2 separate regions of the Homo sapiens genome follow, and region 1 is linked to region 2. A link is an interaction called in ENCODE POLR2A ChIA-PET data of the cell type or tissue named here. Cell type or tissue: OCI-LY7. All regions are shown on one strand. Links, peaks and the distances in the headings refer to the core of each region. The heading gives the core; the rest is flanking DNA.

Region 1 (11,501 bases), core at 1,180-9,179, 200 kb before region 2:
AACAGCACTGCTAAAAATCAGATTTCTTGGAACCCATTCATCAGAAGCTTTGAATATGCCACATTGCTTGCTGGGCCTAAAATATTGCATGCATGTGGTGACCTTGACTTGGTTGTTTCCATGAATCCTCTTTTCCCTGAAGCCACGGGCAACATTTCTAAGTCACATGGCAGGGATAGGGCTTCCGTCCCTAACAGTATTTTCACTAATGTTTATGGCCCAGGCCCGGCCTGTTCACTATGCACCACTCACTTTCTGGCACTGATTCTGCCCCAATAGGAGCAGAGAAGGCTGGGAAGGAATGGGGAGGGTGGGGTGTCTGTGCCCTCTGAGGACTGGTACCTTTCTTTTGCCTTCCTGATACCTTCTCTGGGGCAACTTTTGGGTAGGAGAGCTTTTTCTCCGACTTTCTATTTACTCATCCGTTTGTTTATTCCTTTATTCACTGCTTATTTAACATGCTCAAAGGGAGCCCACGCTGAATGGGAAGCACTGTGGTGATTCTGGGGGAGCACAGAGAGGTGAGATGTTGAAGGGCTGAATGTAGGCAGAGAAAAAAAGACATCAATCTAACAGCTGCTAACACCCCCAAATGCTAAGTGATTATCTCCAGATGGCAGTTATGAGTGGTTTTTATTTTATTCTCTTTATTTATTTATGTTTCCAATTTTTTTCTTCAGTGACACACATTAGTATTTGTATAGGAAAAGTTATTCAAATAGTGACCACGTGGTCAACAGGTGTTCAGTGCACGGGGAGGTACAGGTGAAGACACTGGAAGGGTGGAGAAGAGGAGAAGGCTATTTCCAGTCCAGGTGGAGCTGAAGAGGATTCTGGAGAAACTTTGTTGAATTGGGCCTTAAAGTTGGAGGGAGGCCTTGCTGTGGATGTCTGTGGGGCTGTCTGCCTACCACTCTTCTCTCATATGAAAGTATCCTCTCCCCACAGCCCTCTCCCCACAGCCCATAGGAACTGCATGCTATGAGCTTGCCCTCGCCCTGCTTTGCCTGACAGTCCAGTGGTGGGCGCCTGACCAAGGCCAGCCACTCATTAGTCTTACCTGGGATTTTCAGATTTAAAGCTGGCAATATCTTTAGTGAAAGCCTAAAGAGGTTAAATTCAGGAGGTTCCTGTATGTGGGTGTGGCAGGGAGGGATTTGGGCAGCCGTGTTTCCTGCAATGTGGACGAAATCAGTATGCCATGAGAGAGAATGAAATAGGCACCTGGAGAGAAGTGGAGAGAAGAGGTGAGAGTGGGAGTGGGAGAGTTGTCGTGAACTCTGAGCCCCTGACTCCAGATATTCCCAAATATCAGCTGTGCCCTCCTTTTCCCTAGCTCATATGAGTTGGGTTCTGAACTTGCAACCAATGTATCCTGTCTAAGATAGATGTTGCTAAGTGGAGAGAGGTGGCAATGGACAGTGGTAGAAAAGCAAAGGACATGTAGGGAGCAGCTGGCTGTTGCATTTGCCTGGAAAGTGGGTGGTAAGTTTGTGTGTCTGTTGAGAGGGGCTGAGTTAGTGTGTGTGGTCCCCTGTAAGGGTGGCAGATTTCATATTTCAAGGTTTGGGTTTCTAGCCCCCTGCAGCATCTCATGCTTCTCTCAGATCTCAAAAGGCCACCGTTCTATGACCAGCTACCAGGACCGATCTGCCTCTTCCAACGTGCACCCCAAAGAAACTGGGGATGTAGTCACAGTGAGATCCTAAGCCAGGGAGTCCCTAAGTGAGGTCCAGCCTTAATGTGGACATGCTTTGCTTCTCCCAGGGGCCACTTAAAGTTGGAAATGAAGGAATTGTACTCGCTTCTCCTCCTTTTCTGCAGCTTAGACTGAATTTCAGTCCCTCTCCATGATCTGACCATCTTGTGAGCTGTCACTGCAGCCAAACTGGCTCATTTATGTTCTCTCCTCTCTCCTTTGGGACCAACCCTGGTGGGCCTACTAAGGGAAGGGTTAAGAAAAAGAGGTAAGGAAGACCCTGGTTAACACACTAATTAGCTAACCCTTCCCAGGAACAAGAGAAAATCAGCCACACAGTATCACATAGCTCTTTAAGAAAGTCCCTTGTCTGAAAGTTGGAGGGTTCCATCTTGGGGTACAACAGGAAAGCTAGACACAGAATTCAGAGTTGAGGCCGTACTTTCAGCCCTCTTATTCTACAGATGCCCTGAATAAACCAAGGATATGTCAAGAACCCAGGCCCTGGACAGTTTTAGCCATGTCACACTGACAACTGGTATACTAAAGCAATTTCAATTCCTCATCATCTGTCTCCATCTTTAACATCTTGTCTAAAACCATGCCCAGGAAGAATGTTCAGAGAATACAGGCTGCCACACAGATCAGGCGTTTCTCTCCAGGCTCCAACACACATGCTCAGCCTGGATCAATAAGCCTGACTGTGTCTCTCTGGCCGGGATGGGAAACTGTCTGGACACACAGGTGGAGGCAGCAAGACCCTATGGGCTGTTTCTGTTTTATGCTTACCCGGTTACCTTAGCAACAGCATCTGCACCGAGACACAAGAGGAAGCAAAGCACCACCTACCAATGCCCCCACTGAGAGGCATGGGGAGTAAAGTAAAAACCGGCCTGGAATCAGGAGGCTTCGGTTCCTGGCCTCTCTGCTGGCCCCTGGCTGGCTGCCCCTAACAAATCTCCTCACCTCCTGGGCCTGTTCTGGGCAGAACTGGGGCTGAGAGCTCTCTAGCTGGTTCAAGGTTTCTGTTGGGGAGCATAGTCTCTGGGTGAGAAGACCCTACTGTTTCTGCTCTGAGTAGCTTCAAGCACAGGAACTGTGTCAGCAAACAACTGTTTTTTAGCTAGTCTTCCACAACTTAACTTTTCAGTCTCCACCTGTGATGCAGAAAATGTTTGCTGAGCAAGCAGATGGTCGAGCTGCAAGAAGTCCTCACCAGGATGGACATTTCTTCAGCTGAGGTAGGAGGTAAACCTGGCTTTGGTCCTTGAAGGCTCATGGAGAAGAAAAGAGATTGAGGTAGTAAAAAATAATTATGAGCACTTCAACTCTACAATTACATGTAGTAATAATAATGACAATAAAAGTAGGACCTCCAGTATGATCTCTTCATGTCTGTTCTTGCCACATTCTCATAACCAGCTGTGAGGGAGGCAGAACAGAAATTATGACCTTCTTGTTGCAGTGGAGGACACCGAGGCACAGGGAGGCTGAAGACCCTGGGGCTGCCTGGGTGATGGCTGAGCTGGATCTGGACTGTGTGTCCTTTTCCTCCTGATCCCAGGACGTTTTTATTGGACATGACTCATGACAGCTATTATGAAGCAGAAACATCTTCCAACTTTGTTTGTGCAACCACGTTTAAACTTAATGCATGTCAGAGCACCTCTCTGAAGAAGGAAGAAAACTAAGATGGATTCATTCAACAAATAATGTGCTGAGCACGTACTTTGTGCCAAGCACCTGGGATTCAAAAATGAGCAATATGTGATCTCTACTCCCCAGCAGTTCAATTGATTAGGCAGGTTTTTTTTGCTTATTTAAATTTCTCATTTGTTATTGCATAGAAACACCAACCAAAAAGTGATACTCCCCATCCTGCAACTATTTTTGTATCCCCACGGAATTCCACTGGGCTGCATCCACTGATAGGAGAAGACACACTTCTAAAATTAGGAGAGGGTATCCAGGAACAAGGAGCAAAGATGAAAAACCGTAAGCAAATGCTAAAACCACCCCTGGCTCTGGGAGGGGCTTGGGCTGCGGGGAGATGAGAGAGGCCCCTTGACTTGGTGCAAAAGTGCTTCCAGGAAAGAAGCTGGGAGCCGCTTCCTGGACAAAGGCTGAGGGACTGACAGGGAGTCAGAGAGGCAGCCCCAAGAACCACTACTACATGCCACAATCAGATGCTGGAAGGAAACCCAAAGTCCATTCTTTGAACACACAAAGTCATTGAGGTCCTGTTTCCACAGATGAGAGTTTGGGGCCACACCCCACCCATAGCAAATCCTTTTCTGAATTGATGTGGTAGAGTGTTAAGGGCAGAGGCTTAAAGCTCCAAGCTAGCTTGACAATGGGCATTCCTGTCACTAAATCTCAAAAAAACACTTTTTATCATTTTACCTCTTTCCCTAGACTGGGCCCAACCATGCCTTGTCCTATGAACAGAAAAAGTATTCAAGCTGCTCTCTTAAAGCAGCTTTTATCTCCTCAGTGAAGTGGCAATTTTGGGACAAATTTCCACATGAAGAATCAAAATGTTCCAAGCCTAAATAGGGTTCTAGCAACACACTCTTAACTCACAGAAAAGAGCCTCTAACTTAGATTTCTGCTTTCCTTTGCAGAATCTGTAGCCTGAACACACTGGTTTTAACTCCACAGGCCTGAAGACACAAGCAGAAGAGACTCAGAAAAGCCAAGGACTGAGTGAATTCACAATGCAAGCAGAAACATCAGCAGGCAAATTAGGGCCCACATGGTTTCGGTTTTAATGTTCTTTGTTTTGTTTTGCATTTTTCTTTACAGATGGCGTACTGCTCTGTTGCCCAGGTTAGAGTGCAGTGGCTTGATCATAGCTCACTGCAGCCTTGAGCTCCTAGGCTCAAGCAGTCCTCTTGCCTCAGCCTCCTGAATAGCTGGGACTACAGGTATGTGCCACTGAACCTGGCTTGTTGTTTTGCTTTCTAAGACCACATTTACATTAGCCCATCTATTGTTCAGAGTCTTGCTATGTTGCCCAAGCTGGTCTCAAACTTCTGGGATGAAGGGATCCTTCCACTTCACCCTCCCAAGTAGCTGGGAGTACAGGTGTGTGCCACTGTGTCCAGCTTAGCCCATCTTTTTTTTGTTGTTGTTGTTTTTAAATTTTACTTTAAGTTCTGGGATACATGTGCAGAACGTGCAGATTCGTTACATAGGTATACATGTGCCATGGTGGTTTGCTGCACCCATTAACCCGTCATCTAGATTGTAAGTCCCACACGTATTAGGTACTGGTCCTAATGCCCTCCCTCCCCTTGTCCCCCACCCCCTGACAGGCCCCAGTGTGTGATGTTCCCTGCCCTGTGTCCATGTGTTCTCATGGTTCAGCTCCCACTTATGAGTGAAAACATGCGATGTTTGGTTTTCTGTTCCTGTGTTAGTTTGTTGAGAATGATGGTTTCCAGCTTCATCCATGTCCCTGCAAAGAACATGAACTCATTCTTTTTTATGGCTGTATAGTATTCCATGGTGTATATGGGCCACATTTTCTTTATACACTCTATCATTGATGGACATTTGGGTTGGCTCCCATTTTTAAAACAGCAAAGAAATGCTATAAGAGCCAGGCCATTGGGGGTACAAGTGAAGTTGAATTATCTTCATGTTATAAACATAAAAAATTAGACCCAGAACTTGAAAGAGGTCTTAGAAATAATTTACTGACTTTATGTTTCAATGAACAGTCTGAGGCCTCAGTCATACTGATAGTAAGTATGACTAGCTACCACTTATTGATCTCCCACTCAGAATCCAGCACTGGGTAAGGATCATGTAATGGTTTGCCAGGGCTGCTGTAACAAAGCACTGCAAACTGTGTGGCTTAAACAACAGAAATGTATTGTCTCACATATTCAAGATCAAGGTGTCGGCAGGGTTGGCTCCTTCTGAGGGCTGGCAGGGAAGGATCTGTTCCATGCCCCTCCCTCCCAGCTTCTAGCAGTTTGCTAACAACCTTTGGTATTGTTGAGCTTGTAGAAGTGTCACCCTGAGCTCCGCCTTCATCTTCACATGGTGCTCTCCCTGTGTGCATGCCTGCCTCTGCGCCCAAATTTCTCCTTGTTATAAGGACACCAGTCACTTGGGATTAGGGTCCACCCTAATGACTTCATCTTAACTAATTATATTTCAAATGACTCTATTTCCATATAAGGTTCTATTCTGAGGTACTAAGGTTAAGACCTCAACATATGAATTCTGGAGGACAAAATTCAACCCAGAAGTCTACCTTGTATTGGGTCCTCACGGCAAGGCTGCAAAACCCGGGGGGTTGGTGGCCCAGTCCCACCTCCCATGAGCTAATGAATGTGGGTAAGTTGTTTAACCTCCTTGTGCCTCAGTTTCTTCATCTGTAAGATGGGGATAACACAGGCCCACAATTTTGAAACGTTAAAAGCTCCAAAATATGAAAAAATGGATTTATAATTCATTTGGCAGCAAAACCTGACCTGAAACAAGCACATTGACTAAAAGTATCCTTGTATCTTGAGTTGACGCAAGGATACTTACAGTCTTTACTTATGCAACATATATATGTGTCACTACAGAAACTAGAACCATTAGTATGTTTCATAACAGGATGCTGTTGCAGATGCCATGAGGTGTTATAAAGCCTATGGTACATATACTGTATATCTTTCTCAAATCCCCAAGTTCTGACATGCCAAGCACTGCTGGTTCCAAACAAGGGTTTGAATAAGGGACTGTGGCTCTTCAGTGTATCTATCACAGGGTTATAATGAGGATTAGATTACTTAGTATTTGTACAGTGCATAGACTATTATCTGGCACATAGTAAGCACTGTATACATATATTTGTTAAATAAAATAACAGCTGCCTTGTCTAAAGTAACTCAGGTGGAAGGCTAGGGAGGAAGGTTCTTTGAGACTTTGAGTGCAGGAATGCCTGACACCAGAAGCTGTGCTGTCTGTGCTGTCATGCTGCCTCTGCGACTCCAGGTTTGGGGCTCATGTCCTTTGGTTCACAAACCAGCCTTGTTTATGCAATAGTTTGAAGCAATCTCTGCCTTCTGAGATGATTATTAAGTGAAATCAGCCTTCTGTTTGTGTTCGTTAGCTTCGCCGCCATAACAAAATACCACAGACTGGGTGACTTAAACAACAGAAATTTATTTTCTCACAATTCTGGAGGCCAGAAACCTGAGATCAAATTGTCTGCAGGGTTGGTTTCTTTGAAGGGCTCTCTCTGTGGCTTGCAGGTGGCTGTCTTCTCCCTCTGTGTTCATATGGTCTTCCCTCTGTGTGCATCTGTGTCCTAATCTCTTCTTATAAGGACACCAGTTATACTGTATTACTGCCCACCCTAATGACCTCATTTTAACTTAATTACTTCTTCAAAGGCCCTGTTTCCAAATACAGTCACATTCTGAGGTACTAGGCGTCCATATATGCATGGCGGCGGGGCACAGGAAGGGGACACAGTCCAGCCTATAACACTATTTTTAGAAACTAGATAAATTATCACTCACAGCAGATGAATCCCATATGCTTGCTGGCTTGTTTCTGCCCCAGCATTTTTCAAAGTGTTGTCCAGGACCACCTGCAATCGAATCACTTGGGCTTTTAGTAAAAATAAGTCTGCTCCAAGCCCTTGAGTCAGAATCTGGGGCAGAGGAGCACAGGGCCCAGGGATAAAGCCTACTTGTATTTTACATTCATACAAAGATTTGGCTTAATTAAAGGGACTTGGGAAAAGCCAGGTAGTGAGGTATGCCGCCCCCCCCAACCCCCGCTGCACCCCCACAGCCACTGTAGTCCCCCAGGTAAGGGCAGCCGAAGGAAGAGCACGAAGGAGGGAGTCAGGCAAGTGTGAGTCTGAGCAGGGAGCACCATGCATCTGAGGCCTCCTCTAGTGTGGCTCACTGGAGGGCCACGAGAGAAGCTCCTTTCCACTCAAAGCTTGCCTCCCAGTACCAATGAATGCCCCCACCCTCACCCCTTTCAGTAGATACAGGGGACTTTGCAGTGTAGATGCCAGGAGAGGCCACAGGGGAGGCCACCTATCCAGAAATGCCTGTGTTCCACAGCCTGACAAAGATTCTAGTCATTTCCCTTGGGCGGGATTCCCCTACCCCTAACCCCCAGCTCCTGGCAGAACTCAAAGATCCCCCTGCCTCTCAGAATGGTGGAAGACCTGTGCCTTGAAATAATGTTTAAGAGACAGGAAATAGTGTCATTTTTCCCAAGCCAAATGCTGAACCAGGGAGCAGAGGTTGAGGCAGGTTCACATAGTCACTGACTCTGCTCCAAAGCTTCCTGCGATGTGGGTAAGCCGGTGGGTCATTTGGCTTCCTGGAAGCTGATGTACGGGAAACAGGATTGTCATACACATGGGTACAGCCTTTGAATCACGTCCCAGACAACCAACGTGAGCCCTCTAGAGTGGGTGTCTGCTGCAGGTGTACGTGTGTGTGCACACCCATGTCCCACGCCTGTGTTAGGGTGGCCACCAGCCTCTCATGTCAAAAATTCTAGCAAAACAGCTGGTGAGTGGGACTGTAAATGATAGTGATTTTCCTAGCACCATGACAACAAGACACCATCAAAGCTAATGGCGCTAATCCATCCCTCGTATTTCTCTGCTGGTTCTGGCTTAGATTTTGTTTCTTAAAATACTTGCCTGGCTGGCAAGGCAGTGACTCACCTGCACCAGGACTGAACAGAACAGGCAGGAGGTATTTTCTTCTGAAGAGCTGTCAAGAGCCAATACAGCACCTGAGGTCTTTCATTTCACACGTTGTTCCTGTCAAGGAGGAGACATTCTTACTCTCTTGTCAAAGTTGGAGTTGCCAAAGAAAGCAAAGTGGTTAGAATGTGTCAAACTTTGGCATTTGTATTAAACAGAGTTTGAGGAAACCAGGCAGGTTTGACTGAGAATCTCTTCCTTGTCTTCCATCCAGTGCAAGATAGGCCACATTTTTACAGAGAACTGTCAAAAAAGAAAGTTCACATTAGAGTCACTCAGCTCCACGTGGGTCCTCTGGTGGCATCTCTCTCAGTGTCAAATCCTAATTGTTAGGACTCCATGAATCCTGAGTACTTCAATGATTTAAGAACTCTTCCGAAGCTGGTAATTTGGAAATTGCATTGTTAGTAAATATGAATTAATAAAAAAGCAAAGTCAAGAATTTTACTGGCAATGAAACTATGTTTACTGGTCATCTCTTAATTCCATTTGAATTCCACAGGCCATAAACTGTGGTATATTGCAAAATACCCTGAAGTCAGACGTGGATTCACATCCTAGATTTGCTGCTTATTAATTGTGTGACTTTAGCCGTTACTTAGCCTCTCTGAGTGTCCATTTCCTCAGCTGTCAAAGTGGGAATGATACCATTTCCCAAATTGTATTGCAGTGAATATAACAAGAGATCATGAGTGTGAGAGATGCTAGTACAGAGGCTGGCCCATAAATGCTCATGTCTTTTCCTGTCTGTTGTTTTTTTCTGTAACTTAAATGAGCATCATTTCTAGCTAACTAATGTTTTAATGTTGACACATTTCAGTAGATGGTTTTCTATACTTTTAGAATGTCATAAATGATTCTCCAAGAAGTAGAAATGACTAGGATACAAACCCTGAGACCAGCAGTTGCCAAAGTCACAAGAGGTGATTTGTATGGTCCAGACAGTGATGCAGGAGCAAAGCCTCCGTTTTGACTTTCAGAGATTTGGGAGCAGTGAGGTGCAGTGCCCTTTGGAAAGGTCAGTAGAAATGCTCTGTGAAATGTGAAAAGGTGGGTGCCAGCTCAAGGGGTGCCAGGTGAGGTCCCACTGGAAACCTGCCTCCTCCATCCCTGCCTCCCTGTCCTCAGCAGCACCCTTTCATTTTCTAGTTAGATCGGCTCAGGTCCCAGCTGACTCCTTCTGGATGTCCAGCCACAGACATTTGTCTTTGTCTCCAGCACTTTGAGTCAGAACCACAGGTTTTCGTATTTGCTGTGGTTTTTTTTTTTTTCTGTCATTATTGTATTTGTTTTGGTCTTAGTTTTCTACCAGACTTTAATGGAAAGAGACCAGGTTTGAGTCCAGCTGCACCCCTTATTAGCTGGGTTATTAAGGACAAGTCACTTCACCTCTTTGAAATGCAATCTTCTGATTTATATGTGGGGATCCTACATTATTAAGTTGTTGCAAGAGCTAACGTGACTAAAATTCACATTGAAGTATTTTGTAAACTGTAAAGTGCTGAGAAGAAAAGATAATTTCAAACCCCTCTTAGCATGTATACTTTACTGGAACATATACATGCTCAAAGATATGTGTTAAGTTACTTTTTGATTAAAGATATTTGCTACAAGAATGTTGTCCAATCCCCAAACACACCAGGAGATGTTCTGAGCATTCTGCAATGGTTCCAGTGGGTTCCCTGGATGGTTTGTGAGGGAATTTGCCATTTACTGTGTATTTGCCATGTCCAGGCTCATGCTTGGGAACATCCTGTTTGATTCCCATGAGGTAGGTATTAGCCAAGTTTCCCCCACCAGGTGTGATGGTTAATTTTGTGTCGACCACACTGGGTTAAGGGGCATCCAGATAGATGATAAAACAATATTTCTGGGTTGTCTGTGAGGGTGTTTCTGGAAGACATTAGCATTTGAATCAGTGGACTAAGTATAGATCACCCCCACCAATGCAGGTGGGCAGCATCCAACTGGCCCTCAGCCTCCACAAAAATGTGGAGGAAAGGTGAATTTGCTCTCCCTTCTGGAGCCAGGACGTTATCTTCTTTCGCTTCCAACACCAGAATTCAAGGTTCTTGGGCCTTCCAACTCTGGGACTTACATAAGCTGCATTCTCTACATAAGCTGTCACCTGCGTTCTCAGACCTTGGGCCTCTGACTGGGAGTTACAGCATCGGCTCCCCTGGTTCTGGGGCTTTCAGTATCAGACTGAATTATACCCCCACCTGTCCTGGTTCTCCAGCTTGCAGACTGCATAACATGGAATTTCTCGAGCCAATTGCATGAGCCAATTCCCGTAATAGATCCCCTTCTACATATCTGTATATGTCCTATTGGTTCTGTTTCTCTAGAGAACCCTGTGTGATACACTACGCATGCACAAATAAAGTCACATCAAGACTAATAATCTAAATGTTAGTTTGTTACCACCATTTCTCACTTTGAACCTAGCTCCCTGCAAAGCACCTTCTACCCTGCACTTTTGGGGAGTTCCTGGGGTAGGAGGTCTTACATGTGCTCATCAGCAAATCAATGCCCAGGCACTGTCCCTTACTCTGCTCTGCCATCTCACTCTGGTAAAGTTGCTCTGTGGATTGTCAGGTGGAAAAGTTGCCTTTTTCTCTCTTATGTTCATTTATAGGAGTTTCATCTCAGTGACCCTGTACTCCAGTGTCTTATGAAGCACTAACAAATAGTCCCTTTAGCTTTTAGTGACAACTCTGCCCAGGAATGAGACATGGGTCTGATATGGGGTAGGGTGAAGGATGGGGTTCCGCCCCTGTTACCACAGTGTACTCAAAACTACTCCTTTCTCCAGTATGATGCTTCACCTTTTGGTGAGCCCACTGTGCGCAGCTCCCTGCATTTCCTCAAGAAGGGAGTTTTCCCAGATCCCTGTAGGGTTTCCCTGCTAGTCCACTAGATGTGACGGAATCCTAGCACAGACTCCAGATTGCACATTCCCACTATACAGATGAGGAAACGAAGGCTCAGAGGGTAAAGAAACTTACCCAAGGTCACACACTGAACAGGTGACAGTCAAGAGCCAAACTCAAAGTC
Region 2 (11,501 bases), core at 1,192-9,191:
TATTAAAGAACAAATAATGAATATTCTTAGTGTTATGACCCAAGAGAAGGGTACAAATGACAAAAAAAATGAAAGCTCAGAAGCAAAGTAACAATGAACATACCCAATCCCCAGATGCTGGTTTCTAAATATCATTCTCCAATTAAAGAAATCAGGGCATTTTAGAAAACTGGTTGATTCCAGTGCTGAGGCAAGAAAACTTCAAGATAAGCCTAGAACATTTTGTGATGCCAGAAAGTAAAGAAGAGCTCAACAGAGGACAGAGGCAGGTTAAAAGGGCACATGTTGACCTAAGCGAGCTACTAATGTCCAAAACAAGAAGAATCAAGCAATAAAATAATGATAGTATTGGATTATAACCCAAAAAATTAAAGTGAATGAGTCCACACTGATATAAATAACTGAATGAACAATTGAGTAATAAAAGACAGCTCTTTTATTACACAGAAAATTTCCAATTAATACATGTAGAAGGAACGAGTGAATGAGAAAATCACCATTAAAACTGTACAATAATAGCCACTGCAGGCAAACTCTACTGATAGTACTGAAAAAACAGGTAAAAGGTTGAGAAGAAACTGAATATTCGGAGAGTCTCAAAATATCTACCACAAGATATTTATTAATTACGAAGGGAAAAATAATAACTATACAGTGAAGGAACCTAGCAAATACCAGTTTAGCCACGTGATTAAGGTTAACTTCACCAGTAATAAGATACTGACATCATGACACACACCCTGATATGATGCACTGAGAAGGGCACATCATTTTTGTGGTATTCTTGCCAAAAATGAATAATCTCATCACAATAATTAGTAAACATCAGACAAACCCAAATTGAGGGATATTCTACAAAATAAATGACCAGTATTTAAAAGCCTCGAGACCATGAAAGACAAAGAAAGACTGAGGAACTGTCACAGGTCAAAGAAGTCTAATAAGAAGATATGAACTCTAACTGCAATGTGGAATTCCAGGTTGAATACTGGACTGGAAAAAAAAAGATATTATTGAAAAAATATGATAAAACCAAAATAAATTCTGTAGATTAGTTAACAGTATTATAACAATGTTAATTCCTTAGTTTTTATAATTGTACCCTAGTTATGCAAAGTGCTAACATTGTGGGAAGTTGTGTATCTGAAAACTATCTGTACTATTTTTGGAACTTTATATAAATCTAAACTTATTTTTTGAAAAGAATGACTTGGGCACGTACAATGAGTAATCTATAAGTGTCAAATATATCTCTGGTACAAATTGTGGTATAAAAGAATGGGTACGTTTTAAATTTTGGAAGTTATGAAATATTATTTTAATAGCAAAAAAGGAAACAGTCTTCATGGTCAGTATATGCCAATAATGGTCAGTATTAGAGGAACAGTTAAATAACCTATGGTCCTATGGAATAGTATACAAAAAATAAAAATATAATAAAGTAGACTTGTATGTCCTAGCATGGAAAGAATGCCAAGATTTATCAATGGGGAAAAATGCAAGCTGTAATTCACAGATGAACAAATATGACATGAAACCATATATATTCACGATAGTTCTATATGTACATATATGTCTTTAAAACTTTAGAAAAAGAATAGAAATGATCTTCATCAATGTTAAAGCAGGGTGATCTCTACAGAGAGAATCAGGATTGAGAAGACTGGTCATGGGAACTTTAGTTTTCTTTCCTACATTATTTAGATTATTTACAATGAAGATGTATCTATGTGTTACTTAAAAATCTAAAAAAATTGTTTTAAAAAGCCCAGACAGTCTCATTACATGTCTGTAAAAATATCTCAGGTTTATAAATGGAAAAAATGTAGAAATAGTAGATATTTAAGTTTATATAGTACACTGCTAAATTATAAGATTAAACATATGTATTAAACATTCCTTAATAGAAGCCCATTCCAGCTATTAACATTCACTCAGAAAAGAATTCTCAGTCCATTTTTATAAAACGTTTTTCTTTTTATACTTTTAAAAAACATGCACATTGAAACACTTTCCAAGGTCACTTCTTTAGTATATATTTATCCAAATGAATGTTACATACAAATAGCTTCTCAAGCCATCTAACTAAACTCTCTGAGATGTGTGGTCACATTAGTTCACTCTGACTTGGCTATACTAGTCTACTTTTCTTCTTTCATATCAAAATGATATGGTTAAAAATGACATTACTGGAAAAGCACAAATGTTTACTTTTACCGTACACATCAACTTTATGAAATAATTCATGAAATACTACAATACAGTATGTACTGTGCTAGCACACAGTTTTCTCTAACAGTCACAATTCGGCACAGAATGTGAACACTATGTTGATGTAAGGACATAATGTTGTCTACTCAGAGGGTGTTCCTGAAAATAGTGGGTACTAACAGCATGTTCTAGTGGAGAGAGTCCTGCACTGGGAGTTAGATGACTTGCATTATAATCCTCTTGCCAATGCAACCATGAGAACAAGTACATTTATTATCCTTCAGTATTTCTCAGTTTTTCTTAGTTAACATAATTAAAATGGATAATGTGAGAATCACTGAGTTGTAAAACAAATTAGAGAATGATATTATAGTCCCTTCTTAATTATTTTCATGTGGATTATCGATTAATATTACACATAATGAAAATATTCTAAAAGGAAATACTTTTAAAACTCCCTTTTAACTTCCCTCCACTCTATAATGAAACACTTTAGAAAACACAAGAAAGCGGCCACATCATCGAGGATTTTACCACCTGTAATCTGCACTCTTTTTTGTCAAGCTCCTGGTTCTAAAGATTAATTTATTTGCAGTCTTTCCCTCAAACTGATTTTGCAGCAATCAAAGATGACAGGTGGAAGTTCCGGGTCTGAAAATTCACTGAAGTGGGGGATTTTCAGGATTACATCCTACTAAGGTCGGACAGGCAAAGGTATCCAAATATCAAGGGGAAAATTAGAACTGCAACAAAGAAATCAATCAAAACAAGGTAGTACTTCAGGAGGTCTTGGGAAACAGAGTTCAGAAATTGACATACGACTGCCAATTATGAGAAGTGGCTTCTATACCTGCTCCTTTGAAATTAACCACTACCTAAATTCATTCAGAAAATTAAACTACCTTTTAAGGAAGCAGGGAATGGGGGGATCCAACTATTATTGATAGATAAATCATTTAGTATTTAATACAACCAGAAACAACTCTTATTTTGCAGAGAACTCATAAGCACTTTGTGAAACCCTTCAGGCAGAAACTAAATCACTGTACCCATTCTCAGGAGCTATGGAAACTTCAAAAATGTCAAAAAGAGAATGCACAAGACCAGAAATGTCACTAACACACAAGTGTATAGAACAGTAGCAATATTTAAAACCAAATTATTTGGGAATACAATTACTTAATTTCCTCTTCAGTGGTATTATACTGCTTTTATTTAGAAAATTAACATGACACCCATTTATATCTTCCTATGAATTCTAATTTAGTTACTCAAATATACCCTTACTGTTAGGATAGTCTTAATTTTATACTGAAGAGTCATTATCCTGTATAATATCAATGTACTTTTAGTACAATCTGTACATTGATAATAAATTTACTCCTTTATAGCTTGACTCCTTCTTAAGGGTGCTTGCCCTATTGAGTTAAGGATCAGAAATATTTACCTTTGCTAACAGGTAAGGGAGTTCAATATTCCAACATTATCTTCTAAAAATATTGGCTTGACTTTGATACCATACATTCATATTTATTCCCTCACCCCTCTATCTCTCTCTCCCCACCTCTCCCAAAAAGGCAGGAAAAAAGTACCCGCACTGGACTGACTCAATGTAGGTTTTTAAATTAACCTCATTTAATTAAATCGAATTTGAGCTCTATTTGGTCTTTGATTCTTCATTTATTTTCCTGTTTCTTTAATATTTAGATAGTCTATTAAAATAATAGATCTTCCTTTGACTGAATATGGTACTCTTAAGTTTTCCTGGTGCAGAAACAGAAGTTAAAAATCTTAACCCTGACTTAATAAAAAAAAATAAATACACACACACATACATAGGTTGGGCACAGTGGCTCATGCCTATAATCGTAGCACTTTGGGAGGACAAGGAAGAGGTGTGCTTAAGGCCAGGAGTTTGGGACCAGCCTGGGCAACATAGCGAGACCCTGTCTCTCCAAATATATATATATATATATATTTGCTATATGATAGATCCTGTCATATATATATCTAGCTGGGTGTAGTGTGGCGTGTCTGCAGTCCAGTTACTCCAGAGGTTGAGACAGCAGTATTGCTTGAGCCCGAGCGTTCAAGGCTGCAGTGAGCTATGATCATGCCATCGCACTCCAGCCTGGGAATAAATATGAGTGACACAGTGTGAGACCCTGTCTCTAAAAATAAAAAAATAAAAATATTTTAAAAAGTAAAAAAAAAAAAACATGATTCTGTATTATAGAGCTTATATATAATTTCACAAAAAGGAGGCAAAAGGGTTTAGTGTATTTTTCTTGAGGATAAGGGGATATAAGATAGCTTTTAGAAAAACTAAAATCTCCATTATATTAAAGTGTTCTTAATAAAATCATGTTGTTTATATAAAACATTGTCTTAAATACTGCTACCATCATTTTAAAGTATCCTTAATAAAATCACATTATTTATTCTTTAGTGCAAGAATGTTTCTTACTGCCCTTATTGCTCTCTCCCAGCTCTGGTAACAATGCCCAGTAGGCGTTGGTAAATATTCTTCTATTGATTAATTCTAAAGGATAGAAAAGCATATAAAATCCCTGGATAGTCTTTCTCATGCAGTGGGTAACCACTGTTTGGCCACCCAATATAATTACCTTTCTGTGGGGAATTAACCCTTTATTCAAGGAACTGTTTCTTTCCACTCCCTCTTCTAGCTTCAACCAATCATAAGACTGCCACAGAAGTTTCCATGTTCTATGACCCAACCCAGCTGGCTAAGTGGATAAAACATCTCCCCAACACTGAGTCAATCAGAGCTCTTCTGTAGGATTCTTTCCTTGGGACTAGAGAAAACAATAGGCAATCCCTTTCAGGTAGCAGTAGATGTAAGAAGTAAAACTTATGAACTGTGGACAACCACTTTTCCTGCTATGAGAAAGTTGATTTGCAGTTTAAGAGAATAAAGTTGACCCTCTAGAGAAGCAGAGATGAAATACAAAAGGAAAATCTTAAGGGTAGTAATGTCCTTTGTTAAGGTTATTCCTAAGGTCTAGCTACACAGGCCCTTCCCAGAGTTCATTTTTTCCTTGAAACCTATCATCCATTAAACACTTTTTGCCTAAGCTAGTTCAAGCTAAATTTTAGTCACAACCAAGAGTCGTAACTAATAGTGTATGGCCCAGGATCTATCATATAACAACCTTAAAATTAACTTATAAGAGGTTGGTTTGAAGACTGGATGCTTCTACCGATCCTTAAAAATGGGAAGTATACAGTTAAATAAGCAAATGAAAAAAATATGGAATTAAGGGAAATAATTATTCTAAGTAAAAAACAAAAAATCACTAAAAGTCAGAGAAATGGAAATTAAAACTATATTTTAATCTAACAAATTAACAAAGATATATCAAAAGTGAGTATAACCAATATTGTCAAATTACAATGGAAAGGCATTTTCTAACATCATTTGTGGGAATATTCATTTTTATAGACTATTTGAAGCATAAAAATGCTCAAATTCTTTAACCCAGGAATTCTACTCCTGGGAATCTAGCCTAAAGAAATAGATCTAAATATAGAAAACATTTTTGTTTGCTTTGGTTTTGAAGAAAGCTAATCACTGCAATAATTTGCAGTAGCAAAAAAACTCAGAGTAATACAAATGGTTCAGTAAGAAAATTATTTACTCAATGTAATATTTGTCATTAAAAATAATGTTTATAGTAGGTATAAAATAACAGAAAAATGCTTACATTATGGTGCTTTTTTTAAAATCAGGATATTAAACTGTATAATTAAATGTTCTTAAAACTATATATATTATAAAAATAAATCAAGCATTTCGCTATGAAAGCTTTTATAATATAAGCTAGATAGTATTCAGTAGGTTAACAGGAAACATGATTTGTATTCTGAGGAATGCTATTAGTGAAAGTTGATTTCTACCAGGAACTCACCTTAAGTGAAGGAAAAAAGTTGTTCTCCAAATATAGGAACACATAGCTACTCCATTTAAGGAGCTGGCCTTGCCTCCTTTCTTTACTGTTGGTGGTTATGAAATGTATAACAATTTCTAGAAATCAAATTTTAGTAGTCTTACATGATGTCCAGGATGTCTTCAGTGATCTTTAGATATATGTTTGTCCCTCAGCTAAATACCCTGAATAATAAAATGTCTATAAAAGATTTAAAATTTTATTAAAATTATTACAGAAAACATAACATATTTTGATTGTGAAACTCAGCTTTTAAATATTTTTCTCACTGAAATATACTTTAAAAAATAATTTCTGACATTCACTGGGCAATATAATGAACCCATTTTAAAAGAAGAGACTGATTCCTAAAAATTAATATAAGTTATTTTATGAAGTGATATTAAGGGTAATCTTCATCTATTTCTGTTTTCCAAGTATTCCATAATGTGCACAGTGAAAACAAGATTTTTTTTTAAAGAATAGGAAATAGGTCAGCAAATCAATAAAAAAATTCATGTTTGAAACTATGAAAAGAGTGAGTGCACTTGAAATAATACAAAACCCATTTATTAATGCACCCCAAAATATCACTAGATTACATTTGTTGTTTTAAACCCTGGTCTGTTTTTCTTTGAAAACATTCAAGAAAATTATATGTGAGCTTCCGGAAATAAGGCAGAGAACTATAAGAAAAGAATCATTGGCCTGGTGTGGTGACTCACACGTGTAATCCTAGCACTTTGGGAGGCCAAGGCGTTTGGATCACAAGGTCAGGAGTTCAAGACCAGGCTGGCCAACATAATGAAACCCTGTCTCTACTAAAAATACAAAAATTAGCTGGGTTTGGGGCCGGCGCCTGTAGTCCCAGCTATTTGGGAGGCTGAGGTAGGAGAATCACTTGAACCCAGGAGGCAGAGGTTGCAGTGAGCTGAGACCACGTCACTGCACTCCAGCCTGGGTGACAGAGTGAGACTCCGTCTCAAAACAAAACAAAACAAAACAAAATGGATCATTAATATTTGAGATTTTCCATTCTTCCATTTTTAGATGTGAAGCAACTGGTTCAGTACGAGGAAAAGAGAATATGCAACACCTCTGGATTATTATTTTCATCTTCTGATAAAATTGTAATTGCATTAGAGAGAAAAAGGAAAACTAAAAATCATTCACTCAAAAATATGAATTACAAGCCCACTACGTACATGATACCATAACTGGCATAATTAAGCACTTAGAAAAAAAGGAATGGCACCTGTTCTCAAGTGGCTCATGGTTAGGTATGAAGAGTGTAAAACAATAAGACAGTTATATTGTGATAAATATGGTAAAGGAGGCAAGAAAGAGAGGCAAGTACCCAGCTGCTTCTTTGCGTGTCCTGGAAAGTATGAAGAACTTTCCAATTAGAGAATATGCTTGCATCACAAGTACTGCTGAAAGCAGACAAGAAGAGAAGGAAGGAAAAAAAAAAGGAATGACGTTGTCTGCAGTAATGAAGGGAAGAAAAGAAAATTTGTTAGAAAGACTTTTATTTTCTTCTCAAAATATGTAATAATCAAGCTAGGCACAGTGGATCATACGTATAATCCCAGCTACTGGGGTTGGCGAGGCTGCAGTGGGACAATCACTTTAGGTCAGGAGTTTAAGACCAGGCTGGGCAACACAGCAAGATCCCATCTCTTTAAAAAATTTTAATAATTCAAAAAAATTAAAAATAACCAAAAAAAGGTGTGAATTATTATGGCTACTTCCAAAACAAAGATCATTCAAAGAGTTTCGTTAATAATGCCCAATTATACATTTATAAATGCCGAATCATTCAACAAGATATTGTATGCTCTTCACTTCACCATTAAAAAATAAAAACACAAAAAAACTGTATAGTATTTATTCAAAATTCAAATTACTGCCTGCCATACTCTGAGGAAAATTCTCTTCAACTGTAAGTGATCAAATCACGCAAAAATATAATAAGCCAAATACTCTAGCAAACAATTAGGAAACTTACTTCACTTTTGGCCAGTTTTTCTACTATCAGTGTTTCACTAAATATTTTCTAACTCAAGTCCTATATCTTTGCATTGGAAGTTTCATGCCTACTGGTAATACCATTAGGAAATGTAAAGTGATTTTTTTTTAGATCATCAAATAATAGCACTGTGATCTCAAGTTAATTTTAAGTGGATAGTTACGAGATTCACAAAAATCACCTTAGTTATAAGACTGGCTAAGAGCATACTACACTAGTTCCTTTGTAAAGGGTTCTGTGATAAAAAGAACTTAGAGCTGAGTTGGTATGAAGATTTGCCTAGGTTACAATACGTGCAGTCTAATATTTGCCTAATTCAGAAGTCACAAACTGGTCTTTGAACATGTTTTATCTGTCTTGCAGAGTGTTGTTTTTTATAAGCACAAATATTTAAACTTGGAGAGATTTTACGTAAGAATCTAGATTCCCCACCTTTCTAAAAGTCAAGTAATTCAAAAACAATGGACCCACATTCTTCCCACAAAACCAGTCTCCTGGAGCAGCTGCTATCTTTAATGAGCATGCATTTTTTTGGTTTAGTATAGTTCCCCCCACCAGTCTGTTTTACTCATTTATTCTAGATACCTCCTAGGCATTTGAGTTTACCATACTACCTAATTCAAAAATTTGCTAGCTGGATTTCAGATGTTTTGTAATCCTTTTAAACCCCATTTGAATGAGCCTTTAGCTATCCCAAATATTTTTCTCTGCAAATTACAAAGGGTAAGTGCCTGCCATTTACTTAAGGAATTCTTTAGAATAAATTCTATTTTTATTTGCACACCTAAATACACACATGCACATATACATATATACACATATGTACATATATATACATATATACGTACATATGTATATATACATGTATATATGTGTATATATGTGTATATATGCATGTATATGTGTATATATGCATGTATATATGTGTATATATGCATGTATATATGTGTATATATGCGTGTATATATGTGTATATATGCGTGTATATATGTGTATATATGCGTGTATATATGTGTATATATGCGTGTATATATGTGTATATATGTGTGTATATATACGTATATGTATATATACATGTATATGTATATATACATGTATATGTATATATGTGTATATATGTATATATGTGTATATATGTATGTATGTATATATACATGTATATATGTGTATATATGTATGTATGTATATATACATGTATATATGTGTATATATGTATATATGTATATATACATGTATATATGTGTATATATGTATATATGTATATATACATGTATATATGTGTATATATGTATATATGTATATATACATGTATATATGTGTATATATGTATATATGTATATATACATGTGTGTATGTATATATGTATATATACATGTATATATATACATGTGTGTATATATATATATGTATATATATGTATATAGACAGAGCTAGGAACACAGAATGGTGAAAACCACAGGTGAAAGTTTGAATTTGTACTGATAATTACCAACATATGAAAACCTGAAAGCAAGAAGAAACCATGACTGCTCCAAAATTATAGTGGTTCCTTAGTTGAGGAATAAATTAGCTGATGTCTACCCCACTGACAGCAACCTGTCTTTCACACAGCTGGCAAAAATAGCTCTTTTTTGTCTCCTTTCCCATTAAACAACAAAGCAACAGCAACAGGAGCAACAAGAGATTCAGCATCAACTATGCGAAAGGCTCTATGCAACATGTTTTATAGATGTTTTTTCATTTAAACCTTTTGAGGAATCCTAGCTCAAGCTTCTCAATTTCCTTTTGCTTCAGATAAAAGAACTTCATCCCATTTTTTTGTTTGTTTGTTTGTTTTGTTTTAGCAGTTTCTTTGCCATAGCAAATGCTTTACTAACATTTTAAACCCATATTTTAGTGTGGTCAAAGTGTGTTCTACAGTAAGCTCCCCATCGCATTCCAAAAATGGTTTCACAGTAAACTAAGACTGGAAATAATAGTTTTGGGTTTTTTTTTCCTGTAATGCTTCTAAGAGATTTTATTATGCACCTTAGTCCATCCGGGTGGCTGTAACAAAAATAGCATAGATTGGATGGTTTATAAACAACAGAAATTTCTCACAGTTCCAGAGACTGAGAAGTCCAAGATCAAGGTGCCGGCAGGTCCGGTGTCTGGTGAGGGCCTGCTTCCTGGTTCACAGATGGTCTTTTTCCCACTGTAACCTCACACGGCAAGGGCTCTCTCTGGGAATTCTTTAATAAATGCATTTGAGGACTAAGCTCTGATTTTTTTTTCTTTTTTTATCTTGCCCAAATTCCTATCTAAGGGTTCTGGGGAGTCATGCCCTACAAACCATAAATTCTCATCAGATGGGTTTTATTTAACCCTATATGTTGTGACTTATTTTCCAACCTGACTCTGGCATAACATTACTAGAGAAGGAAAAAATCAAAATATTTTACCCCAAAACATGTTTACTTGCCATAACTTGAAATGGCCCTGCAAAGCTGTCCTTTGTGGGGGAAAATTTGCATCTGTAAAGAATCCCTATTAACATAGCTAGATATTTTTTTTCCAAGTCTTCCTAATCCTAAAGAGATTATCTAAGAGTCTAGCACTTTTTAAAGATCTGAATAGTAAACATTTGTCACCTATTGTCTCTAAAGGCAGCCATTATAAGACTTCAAAGGAACCCTGGTCTCCACAATTTCTTTTTTTTTTTTTTTTGGAGACAGAGTCTTGCTTTGTCACCCAGGCTGGAGTGCAGTGGCACAATGTCAGCTCACTGTAACCTCTGCCTCCCGGATTCAAGCAATTCTCCTGCCTTAGCCTCCCGAGTAACTGGAATTACAGGCACCTGCCACCATGCCCAGCTAATTTTTGTAGTTTTAGTAAAGATGAGGTTTGGCCATGTTGGCCAGGCTGGTCTCAAACTCCTGACCTCAGGTGATCCACCTGCCTTGGCCTCCCAAAGTGCTGGGATTACAGGCGTGAGCCACCACACCAGGCCCCGGTTTCTACAATCTTTCATGTTAACCTGGACATTTCCTTTCTAACAATCCCAGGTCTATAGACAAACTCAACCAATTATCAACCAGGAAATGTTTAAATTTACCTATAGCCTGGAAGCCTCCCCCCGCCCCCACCACTTTGAGTTGTCCTGCCTTTCTGGACCAACCCAGTGTATTTCTTAAATGTATTTGATTGATGTCTCATGCCTCCCTAAAATGTATAAAACCAAGCTGCACCCCAACCACCTTGAGCACATGTTCTCAGGACCTCCTGAGGGCTGTGTCATGGGCCATGGGCACTCACATTTGACTCAGAATAAATCT

What was found. ChIA-PET counts read pairs that join two places held together with the same protein. Peaks named below come from ENCODE experiments on the same cell type or tissue, not always from the same donor. Only the 100,000 strongest peaks of a DNase experiment are listed, where the experiment ranks them.
Region 1: POLR2A ChIA-PET joins it to region 2 with 6 read pairs; 2 of 35 experiments call an interaction of 5 or more read pairs at or near these places.

Annotation. Positions count from the first base shown.
Region 1 is chr3:157,096,483-157,107,983 of GRCh38, reverse strand. LINC00880 (long intergenic non-protein coding RNA 880) reads left to right here. Exons shown (of 4, transcript NR_034007.1): 2 at 4,505-4,626; 3 at 5,892-6,049. LINC00881 (long intergenic non-protein coding RNA 881) reads right to left here. Exons shown (of 3, transcript NR_034008.1): 2 at 8,403-8,501; 3 at 6,849-7,298. Among named protein-coding and RNA genes, the nearest start is that of LINC00881, 12 kb to the right of the region's middle. RefSeq lists an enhancer at 2,178-2,227. In OCI-LY7, for the core only: no CTCF peak of the experiment used is centred there; DNase peaks (open chromatin) are centred at 2,523 and 4,453; H3K4me3 peaks cover 2,620 bases; H3K27ac peaks cover 3,021 bases.
Region 2 is chr3:156,897,346-156,908,846 of GRCh38, reverse strand. The region is part of intron 3 of LEKR1 (leucine, glutamate and lysine rich 1); the gene reads right to left. Among named protein-coding and RNA genes, the nearest start is that of LEKR1, 77 kb to the right of the region's middle. In OCI-LY7, for the core only: no CTCF peak of the experiment used is centred there; no DNase peak of the experiment used is centred there.